Regions from separate parts of the Homo sapiens genome. Here region 2 is linked to region 1. A link is an interaction called in ENCODE POLR2A ChIA-PET data of the cell type or tissue named here. Cell type or tissue: A673. All regions are shown on one strand. Links, peaks and the distances in the headings refer to the core of each region. The heading gives the core; the rest is flanking DNA.

What was found. Peaks named below come from ENCODE experiments on the same cell type or tissue, not always from the same donor. Only the 100,000 strongest peaks of a DNase experiment are listed, where the experiment ranks them.
Region 2: POLR2A ChIA-PET joins it to region 1 with 5 read pairs; 6 of 35 experiments call an interaction of 5 or more read pairs at or near these places.

What each region holds. Positions count from the first base shown.
Region 1 is chr11:107,900,006-107,905,381 of GRCh38, reverse strand. No RefSeq gene overlaps it. Among named protein-coding and RNA genes, the nearest start is that of RAB39A, 26 kb to the left of the region's middle. In A673, for the core only: no CTCF peak of the experiment used is centred there; no DNase peak of the experiment used is centred there.
Region 2 is chr11:107,845,875-107,851,250 of GRCh38, reverse strand. All of the region lies in intron 1 of SLC35F2 (solute carrier family 35 member F2), which reads left to right. Among named protein-coding and RNA genes, the nearest start is that of SLC35F2, 10 kb to the left of the region's middle. In A673, for the core only: no CTCF peak of the experiment used is centred there; no DNase peak of the experiment used is centred there; H3K4me3 peaks cover 518 bases; H3K27ac peaks cover 1,740 bases.

The DNA.
Region 1 (5,376 bases), core at 269-5,268:
AGGAGTTCGAGACCAGCCTGGGCAACATGGTGAAAACCGGTCTCTACTAAAAATACAAAAATTAGTCAAGTGTGGTGGTGAGTGCCTGTAATCCCAGCTACTCAGGAGGCTGAGGTGGGAGGATCGCTTGAGCCTGGGAGGTGGAGGTTACAGTGAGCTAAAATTGCACCACTGCACTCCAGCCTAAGTGACAGAGTGAGACCCTGTCTCAAAATAAATAAATAATCACTTATATAAAAAATATAAAAAGTCATGGGTTGCAATATAAAGGGCATGAGGCCAGACGTGGTGGCTCACACCTGTAATCCCAGCACTTTGGGAGGCTGAGGTGGGTGGATCACCTGAGGTCAGGAGTTCAAGACCAGCCTGGCCAATATGGCAAAACCCCGTCTTTACTAAAAATATAAAAAAAGTTAGCTGGTCATGGTGGGGGGCACCTATAATCCCAGATACTGGGGAGGTTGAGGCAGGAGAATTGCTTGAGCCCGGGAGGTAGAGGTTGCAGTGAGCAGAGATCTCCCACTTCACTCCAGCCTGCGCAAAAGAGCGAAACTCCATCTCAAACAAACAAACAAACAAAAAGGCATGGTTTGCTGGTGATGAAGAGGAAGTTTTGCAGCGAGCTGGTAGTGTTCTGCATGTTCTTTCTCTCTTCCGCAAGGGTAGATGCTCCCCGTCTCAAGTCCAGGGAAAGAGCCTCAACGGGACCACTCACTAAGCTCAATGTGTACCCCCTGCAGTTGTGGGGTGTGTTTAGCTCCACTTAGGAAATCTAAAAGGTGAGCACCTTGCTGGTTATCCCTCCTAATGGAGGAGCCAAGAAGAGGTTGCCTGTGTTGGAACTAACCTGGATTTTTTGTTCTTTGGGCAAAGGATGAGTGAGTGTTTTTCTATGGACAGAAGAAAGTCATGCATGTGAAAGAGCCAGCATGGGACTGCCTAAAATTCTGAAAGCACTTCCTGGAGCTGTACCACTGCATTCCTGTGGATGACTGCAGAAGGAGACGCAAACAACCAGCCAGAATACAGAATAGGCCAGGCACAGTGGCTCACGCCTGTAATCCCAGCACTTTGGGAGGCCGAAGCGGGTGGATCACGAGGTCAGGAGATCGAGACCATCCTAGCTAACACAGTGAAACCCCATCTCTACTAAAACATACAAAAAATTAGCCGGGCATGGTGGCAGGTGCCTGTGCCCAGCTACTTGGGAGGCTGAGGCAGGAGAATGGCATGAACCCAGGAGGCGGAGCTTGCCGTGAGCCGATATTGTGCCACTGCACTCCAGCCTGGGCAACAGAGCAAGACTCTGTCCTAAAAAAAAAAAAAAAAAATACAGAATAGAAAATATCTCCTTCTGCCAGGCATGGTGGCTCACGCCTGTAATCCCAGCACTTTGGGAGGCCGAGGCGGGTGGATTGCCTAAAGTCATGAGTTTGAGACCAGCCTGACCAATAAGGTGAACCCCATCTCTACTAAAAATACAAAACACTTTGGGAGGCCAAGGCTACCAAATTACGAGGTTAAGAGATGGAGACCATCCTGGCCAACATAGTGAAACCCCATCTCTACTAAAAATACAAAAATTAGCTGGGTATGGTGGCGTGCACCTGTAGTCCCAGCTACTCAGGAGCCTGAGGCAGCAGAAACGCTTGAACCTGGGAGGCGGAGGTTGCAGTGAATCGAGATTGCGCCACTGCACTCCAGCAGCCTGGTGACAGAGCGAAACTCCGTCTCAAAAAAAAAAAAAAAAAAAAAAAGAGCTGGGTGTGGTAGAGAGAGCCTGTAGTCCTATCTACTTGGGAGGATGAGGCAGGAGAATCGCTTGAACCTCGGAAGTGGAGGTTGCAGTGAGCCAAGATCCTGCCACTGCACTCCAGCCCAGGCAACAATGCGAGACTCCATCTTGAAAAAAAAAAAGAAAAGAAAAAAAAGAAAATATCTCCTTCTTGGCCTAGCGGTGGCTCACGCCTGTAATCCCAGCACTTTAGGAGCCTGAGGCGGGTGGATGACGAGGTCAGGAGATTGAGACAATCCTGGCTAACACAGTGAAACCCCATCTGTACTAAAAATACATTAAAAAAAAAAAATTAGCTGAGTATGGTGGCATGTGCCCGTAGTCCCAGCTACTTGAGAGGCTGAGGCAGGAGAATCACTTGAACCTGGGAGGCGGAGGCTGCAGTGAGCTGAGATCATGCCATTGCACTCCAGCCTGGGCGACAGAGAGAGACTCCATCTCAAAAAAAAAAAAAAAGAAAGAAAGAAAAAAAAGAAAAAAAGAAAATATCTCCTACTTTCTTAATAAACTTTCCGTTTGAGGCTGGGCGCGGTGGCTCACACCTGTAATCCCAGCACTTTGGGAGACCGAGGTGGGCAAATCACGAGGTCAGGAGATCGAGACCATCCTGGCTAACATGGTGAAACCCCGTCTCTACTAAAAATACAAAAAAATTAGCCGGGCGTGGTGGCGGGTGCCTGTAGTCCCAGCTACTCGGGTGGCTGAGGCAGGATAATGGTGTGAACCCGGGAGGTGGAGCTTGCAGTGAGCCGAGATCGTGCCACTGCACTCCAGCCTGGGCGACAGAGCGAGACTCCGTCTCAAAAAAATATAAAAAATAAAAAATAAACTTTCAGTTTGGTGTACCACATTCTCCAATAGTTTCCCACCAAAAGGATACATAGCAAGTCATTTTCTGAGAACTTCTGTGCTCAAAAAAGTCTTTATTTTACTCTTATATTAACACTTTTCCTGGCTATAGTGTTATGATTGAAAAATAAGTTTTCATCTGAATTTTGAAGACATCCTTGTATTGTCTCCTAGATTCCCATGTTGTGATTGAAAATTTCATTGCCATTCTCATTCTTACATGTTTGTGATCTACTTGCTTTTTTTCCTCTCTGGAAGCTTTTAGGATCCTTTTAAAAATTTTCACAAAATTTTACAATGTGTGCCTTTCTTTTTAATTGTGGGCTCTTTTATCACGGAGACTCTCACTTTTAAATTCTGGGAAGTTTTGTATTGTTGTTTCTTTGAGAATTTCCTTTTATTTATTTATTTTTTTGTTCTTCTTCTTGTGACAGGGTCTCACTCTGTTGCCCAGGCTGGAGTGCAGTGGTGTGATTATAGCTTACTGCAGCCTCAATCTCCTGGGCTCAAGCAATCCTTCCAACTCAGCCTCCTGAGTAGCTGGAATCACAGGTGTGCACCACCACACCTGGGTAATTTTTTTTTTTTTTTTTGTAGAGATGGGGTTTCTACATGTTGCCCAGACTGGTCTTGAACTCCTGGGCTCAAGTGATCCTCTTGCCTCAGCCTCCCAAAGTGCTGGGATTACATGTGTGAGCCACCGTGACTGGACCCATTTCTTATCCTTTTTCTTTTTTTTTTTTTTTTGAGACGGAGTCTGGCTCTGTCGCCTAGGCTGGAGTGCAATGGCGCGATCTTAGCTTACTGCAACCTCCGCCTCCTAGGTTCAAGCAATTCTGCCTCAGCCTCCTGAGTAGCTGGGATTACAGGTGCCCGCTACTACGCCCGGCCAATTTTTGTATTTTTAGTAGAGACGGGGTTTCACCATGTTAGTCAGGCTGGTCTCAAACTCCTGACCTCAGGTGATCCACCGGCCTCGGCCTCCCTAAGTGCTGGGATTACAGGCATGAGCCACCACACCTGGCCCCATTTCTTATTATTGTCTCTAAATGCCTAAAAGTTGAATGTAATATTTTTTGGATATATATATATTCTAATTTTCTTATTATCTCCTATTTTCTTTTTTTAAACAGAACTACTTTATTAATCTTAGAAATCAGTAATTCCAAGGGGTACCTTAACCCTGGCTCATGTTGTCAGCAGTACACTGACTTATCTCTTCTCTCTGGGAAACCTGTGATGAATGCTCTTTCTCCTCCACAGACCTTCCAAAAAGAAAAGAGCAACTTTGGTAGATGATTATGTTGTATCTCCCATTTTCTGTCTCTTCGTGTTCTTGTTTTACTTTTTGATAGAGCTTCTCAACTTTATCTTCCAATCTTTCAGTTGAATTTTTAATTTTTGCTGTCATCATTTAATTTCCAAGAGTTTGTGGTTTTTTGTTTTGTTTTGTTTTGTTTTTAATAGGGTCTGGGTCTGTCACCCAGGCAGGAGTTCAGTGGTACCATCACAGCTCTCTGCAGCTTCAAGCTTTTGGGCTTAAATGATCCACCCACCTCAGCCTCCCAGCGTAGCTGGGACTGCAGGTGTGTGCCAACATGCCTGGCTGATCTATTATTATTATTGTTTTAGAGATGGGTCTTTCTATGTTGCCCTGGCTGGTCTTTAACTCCTGGGCTCAAGCAATCTTCCCACTTTGGTCTCACAAAGTGCTGGGATTACAGATGTAAAACACCACACCCAGCCAGTTTTTTGTTGTTTTTGTTGTTGCTCTCTGATTATTTTCTTTGTACACTGTGCTCTTCTTGTTTCATGATATTAATTATTATCTTCGAAGTTTTCCTTTAGTCCCTGCTTAGTCTATGTTTGCTCTGAGTTCATTTTGTTCTCTCTGGTGGGTTGTTTTGGCTTCCGACTTTCCACAGGAGGCTTCAGCTTCCTCATTTCCACTGTCAGTTGCCATGTGTTTGATTACTTGTCTCTTCCAAAATGTGGTTGACATCCTTGTCTACTGTTGTCTTTTCTTCTGTTGTCTTTGTGGGTTTAAGTCTCTTTTGTTGTTGTTGTTGTTAATTTGTTTACTATTACTCACTGGGATTTTGGAAAGGAACAAATATAAACACATCTGCTCAGTACAATATGTTTCAAAATGACTTATTTGATGTGTGATGAACTAAGATCTAAGGGAGTGAGGTGAATTGCCCAAGCACCAAACTCTAGTGTGTGGCAAAACCAAGCTAGTACTTAGTGCTTCTGTTTTCAAGTTCAGGGTTATTATTATCAATTTCTGCTTTCCCACTCCTCCCTTTCTACCACTAGCGCTTATAACTATCCAGTAGTCTTCCTATGTATTATTTATTTGCTCATTTCCCCACCCCATCTTCCATGCTATATATATGTAGTACGGGGACAGTGTCTGACACAGAGTAAGCACTCAGAACTTAATGATTGAATGAATGAATGAAAAGGTAAGTGGCCTGTACCTTAGATTTCCCCTCACTTAGGATTTTGCTTTTGAGAAAAACACCTTCTCCAAATGATGACTGGTGGAAGGCATACAGACATTTGACTTGTGGTTTTGGAAGAATATGCCTAATCTTCTTAATTGAAAAGCAGAAAACAGGGTGATTAACGGTATGAAATTAAATATATGCACCTATTATATACCCACAAAAATAAGAAAAAAAGAATATGAGATTTGAAGACAGAGGTAGGTTTTAGTACTTGGGTTC
Region 2 (5,376 bases), core at 116-5,115, 54 kb after region 1:
CACTCTGTTGCCCCGGCTAGAGTACAGTGGTGCGATCTCAGCTCACTGCAACCTCCGCCTCCCGGGTTCAAGAGATTCTCCTGCTTCAGCCTCCTGAGTAGCTGGGACTACAGGCACGTGCCACCACTCCCGGCTAATTTTTGTATTTATAGTAGAGATGGGGTTTCACCATATTGGCCAGGCTGGTCTCGAACTCCTGACCTTGTGATCCGCCCACCTTAGCCTCCCAAAGTGCTGGGATTACAGGCGTGAGCCACCGCGCCCAGCTAAAGACAGGGTTTCACCATGTTGGCCAGGCTAGTCGCGAATTCCCAACCTCAGGTGATCCACCCATCTCAACCTCCCAAAGTGCTGGGATTACAGGTGTGAGACACTGTGCCCAATCAACCTCAGCCTTCTTGACATTTTGAGTTGACTAATTCTTTTTTTTTTTTTTGGAGACGGAGTCTCATTCCAGGCTGGAGTGCAGTGGCATGATTTTGGGTCACTGCAGCCTCCCCCTCTTGGTTCAAACGAATCTCTTGCCTCAGCCTCCCGAGTAGCTGGGATTACAGGCACCTGCCACCACGTTCGGCTAATTTTTGTATCTTTAGTAGAGATGGGATTTCACCATGTTGGCCAGGCTGGTCTCGAACTCCTGGCCTCAAGTGATCCACCTGCCTCGGCCTCCCAATGTGCTGGGCTTATAGAAGTGAGCCACCGTGCCCGGCCTTGAGTTGACTATTTGTTGGGGCTGTTCTGTAAGATGTAGATACCTGGCCCCACCCAATAAATGCCAGTATAGCACCCTCACCCCCACTCCCAGTTGTGATATTCAAAAGTGTCTCCAGACATTGCCAAATGTCTTCTCGGGGACAAAAATCATCCCTAATTGAGAACCACTGATTTAGTCTATTGTTTTTACCTGCTACAGAGTATTCTGTGGTTCCGTGGTCCATCCACCAGTGTTAGACAACCAGACAGCTTCCAACTCCCAGCCTCCACAAACATCACTGTGATGACCACTCTCATACATGTCCCCTATGTGCTGAAGAACGAGATGATAGCCAGGCTTGGGTCTGAGTCCCTCTAGGTAGAGGGGAGGGGATGCACCCCAGGATGGAGCAATCTTGGGCACTACAGAATCACCCTTGATTTCTGTTGTTCAGTGACTGTCCATTAAGCTATTCCTATCAGCTGCTCTGAAAGAAGGAGGAGGCAGTCTCTCTAGGTTACAGCCCATTAGCCCAAGGAGCTTGGAGAGGGTAGGTGAGGAATGATTGCTGGCTGGACAGCCTGAACCTGTTTTATTAATTTCTCAACACTGGAGGGAGTTGTTAAAGGGGCAGACATGTACTGTAGGGAGAGGTAAGACTGGAATTGAAAAGCTTTTCTCCAGCATGCCCTCCACTGGGCCTCTGGTTCCTCTTTCTGCCCCAGGCTGTAGTCTCCTTCTTCCCCTAGACCAGTTCTAGACAACCTTTGGGTTATTCCTTCTTTTGTTTGCTTCTTTCTTCTGGTTGACTTGAAGGAAGTCAGTGCTTATTCCCTGTCTTGACAGCGCTTCCAGAATAGTCCTAGAGTCCACCTCCCCCTTCAATCCCTATTGTCTTTTTTTTTTTTTTTTTTTCCCAAAACGGAGTCTTGCTCTGTCGCCCAGGCTGGAGTGCAGTGGCGCAATCTCAGCTCACTGCAACTTTCGCCTCCCAGGTTCAAGCGATTCTCCTGCCTCAGCCTCCTGAGTAGCTGGAATTACAGGTGCCTGCCACCAAGCCTGGCTAGTTTTTGCATTTTTAGTAGAGACGGGGTTTCACCATGTTGGCCAGGCTGGTCTCAAACTCCTGACTTCAGGTGATCTGCCCACCTCGGCCTCCCAAAGTGCTGGGATTACAGACGTGAGCCACCGCACCTGGCCTCAATCCCTATTGTGACTAATTCAGTTCAAGCCTTTATCATCTCTCACTTAGACTGTTGTAATAGCTTCCATCCATGCCTCCATCTATCCCCGACCCCAATCATCTCGCTACACAGAAGTCAGAGTGATGCCTAATAAAACGAAAGAGTATTAATGGCTGTCATCAAATGAGAATTCGCTGTGTATCAGGCACCCTACTTATATTTCATCAATCCTCATGACAATCCTACAAAAATAGGTTTTTTATTCTGTTTTGACAGACAGAGCAGGTAAGTAACTTACCCAGGACACTTGGCTGGTGAGAGGCAGAGCTGAGATAGTTTCATTTGTTTCTAAAATCCAGAGCTGCTTTACTCTTTCAAAAATCTCATGTGATATGACTAGTTTACTCAAAAAAATTAAAAGAAAAAAAGAAAGAAATCTCACTGCATTATGCTCAGGCTGAAAACCTTTTGGGATTCTTCCCATCACCTACCCTAGTGGTTTGCAAACCGGAGGAGCTCTTGGGGTTCCCTGGAGGTTCCTTAGGGTTCACCATGGGAAACAAGTAGGGGATAGGAGCTGGTGGGCTTCTGGGCTGGCCTCTGGCACCCACCAGGGTGTGCTGCTATTGATCGTTTTATAGTTGGGCTTTTATGCCAGATTAATAACAATAATACTGTACACTGGATAACTTCCAAGCCAAAGACACTTATTTCTCACAGTCTGGAGGCTGGGAGGTCTGAGACCAAGGTGCCTGCAGGTTTGGTGTCCTTTGGTTCATAGTCAGCTGTTTTCTTTCTGTGTCCTCACATGGTAAAAAGGATTTGGGAGCTCCCTGGAGTCCCTTTTGTAAGGACACTAATCCCATTTATGTAGACTCCACCTTCATGACCTTATCATCTCCCAGAGGCCCCACCTCCAAATAGTATCACATTAGGGATTAAATTTCAACATATGAATTTTGAGGAGACAAATATTAAGTCTATACCAATGCTGTGTGAAGAAAGGGCTCTGCAGCTAAAACAAATCTGAAAGCCACTGTTTATTGGTTAGAGCTCAAACTGCTGCCCCTCCTCCTCTCCTCACCCTTCTCTCCTTTTTCTTCTTCCTCTTTACCTGAACATAATACTTTTTTTAAGTTTTCTTTTTTATTGTGGTAAAATATGCATAACATAAAATGTACCATTTTAGCCATTTTTATGTGTATCATTCAGGGGGATTAAGTACATTTGTAATACTGTGCAATCATCACCATATCTGTTTCCAGAACTTGTTTATTATCCCAAACTCTGCACATTTCAAATAATAACTCTGCACTCCCCCTCCCCAGCCCCTGGCCACTACAGTTCTACTTTCTGTCTCTATGAATTTGACTTCTCTAGATACTTCATATAAATGGAATCATTTGGCACTTGTCATTTTGTGAGAGTTCAGTCTTCTCGACATGAGGTAGGAGGCTTTCCATCACTGGCCCACTTCCCTCTCCAGGCTCACCTCCCAGAATGTCCCTCTCTCACTTGGCACTTGGTTCAGAGACACTGATCTGCTGGTGATTCCCTTGTGCACACCATACCTGCGCCTTTGCACCTGTAGTTCCCTCCTGGGATTGCTTTCACTGTTAGCACCAACTTAGGAAATCTTCTTCCCTGTTTCCTCTGTCCCTCCTGACACACATTTTCAGTTGGGTGCCCCTCTGTGTACCTGTTCCTACCTCATCATTGCACTTCTCATATTGTAATGTTAAGTATAATTATCACTTGCCTGGGAGAGTGCCTTTTTAAGGACAGAGATGATAATTCATCTTTGAAGTTCCTGCAGTACTTTATGCCTGGCACAGATCTGAAATGGTAGCAATTCCTCCCATGATATGTATGAGTTAAGACTGAAATAAAAATTAGGCTATTTCTGAATAGCTTTCAGAGATTATTTCTGAAGGTAGCCACATTTGTGGAAGAAGTGAATTGCCTCCCCAGGAAATTGCTTGTGTAGGCAAGTTTTGGTACCTTTATGAAAAAGCTGTAGTAGACTGCGTGAGGTTGCTCATGGGTGTGATCCCAGCACTTTGGAACACCAAGACAGGAAACTTTCTGGAGCTCAGGAGTTCAAGACCAGCCTGGGCAACAAAGCGAGACTCCTGTCTCTACAAAAAAATAAAAAATAGAATATTAGCCATGTGCAGTGGTGTAGGCCTATAATCCTAGCTACTTGGAAGGCTGAAGCAGGAGGATCACTTGAGATTGTGAGTCCAGTATTTCAAAGGCACTCCACTGCACTCTAGCCTGGGCGACAGGGTAAGTCCCTATCTGTAAAAGAAAAGCTATGAAAACCTATGCCATTATTTACTGAAGATCATCAGAGAGAACAAATCATTTCACACAGGTTAATTTTCCAGATAATTTAAAACTCATTCTTTTAAGCATTAAAATTCACTTTTTTTTTTTTTTTGAGACAGAGTCTCGCTCTGACACTCAGGCTGGAGTGCAGTGGCATGATCTTGGCTCACTGCAGCCTCCGCCTCCCGGGTTCAAGCGATTCTCCTGCCTCAGCCTCCTGAGTAGCTGGGATTACAGGCGCCCGCCACCATGCCAGCTAAGTTTTGTATTTTTGTAGAGAGAGGGTTTGACCGTGTTGGCCAGGCTGGCCTTGAACTCCTGACCTCAAGTGATCCACCCACCTTGGCCTCCCAAAGTGCTGGGATTACATGCTTGAGCCACTGCTCCCAGCCTAAAATTCACTTTTAAATCTAGTTGAATGACACTATTTATGTAATGGATTGTTAACTTCTGCTAATTCATTTATTTATAATTTTGGCAGCAATTCTTTGAGGATTAATTGGTTTGTACTGAACAACTGTCTTAGGGTAGGCCAAGCCATTTAGTTACTTATTGGGTCCATTTGCAACTAATCCTGGAGATTTTGCCAAGAAAAAAAAAATTACTTAAAAATTTTCATGGCATATTTAAGACAAATATATGAGACTACTCTTTTGATAAACAGTACCTTTATCGTGGTATCATGTTTTCTTCATGATTCAGGATCATCATCATTCACTTTTTTCTGCTGAGAGGCAACAATACGTTCATGGGCGTTGATATGGATTATTTGTCTGATTTTTTTCAGCCTTTTTTCTCCCAGGTTGTCACATGTGATTTTTTTTTTTCTGTTACCAATCATATCTCTGGAACCCTGTGTTCTTTCTAAATTATGATTTCTACTGTATTAACACCGTAGAAACCAGATAACTCAGTTTCTTAGAATTGCTTGTAGTCAAAGTATAAATAGACCCCAAATAAAGATTTGAATGGTTTTCATTTTTATAAATTATAAAAGCTTTGAATCCAGAGATTTTGAGCTGTTTATTTTGGATAATGACAGGAGCCTATGTTATTTATTTATTTATTTATTTATTTATTTATTTATTTATGACAGAATCTCAGTCTGTCGCCCAGGCTGGAGTGCAACGGCGCGATCTTGGCACACTGCAACCTCTGCCTCCTGGG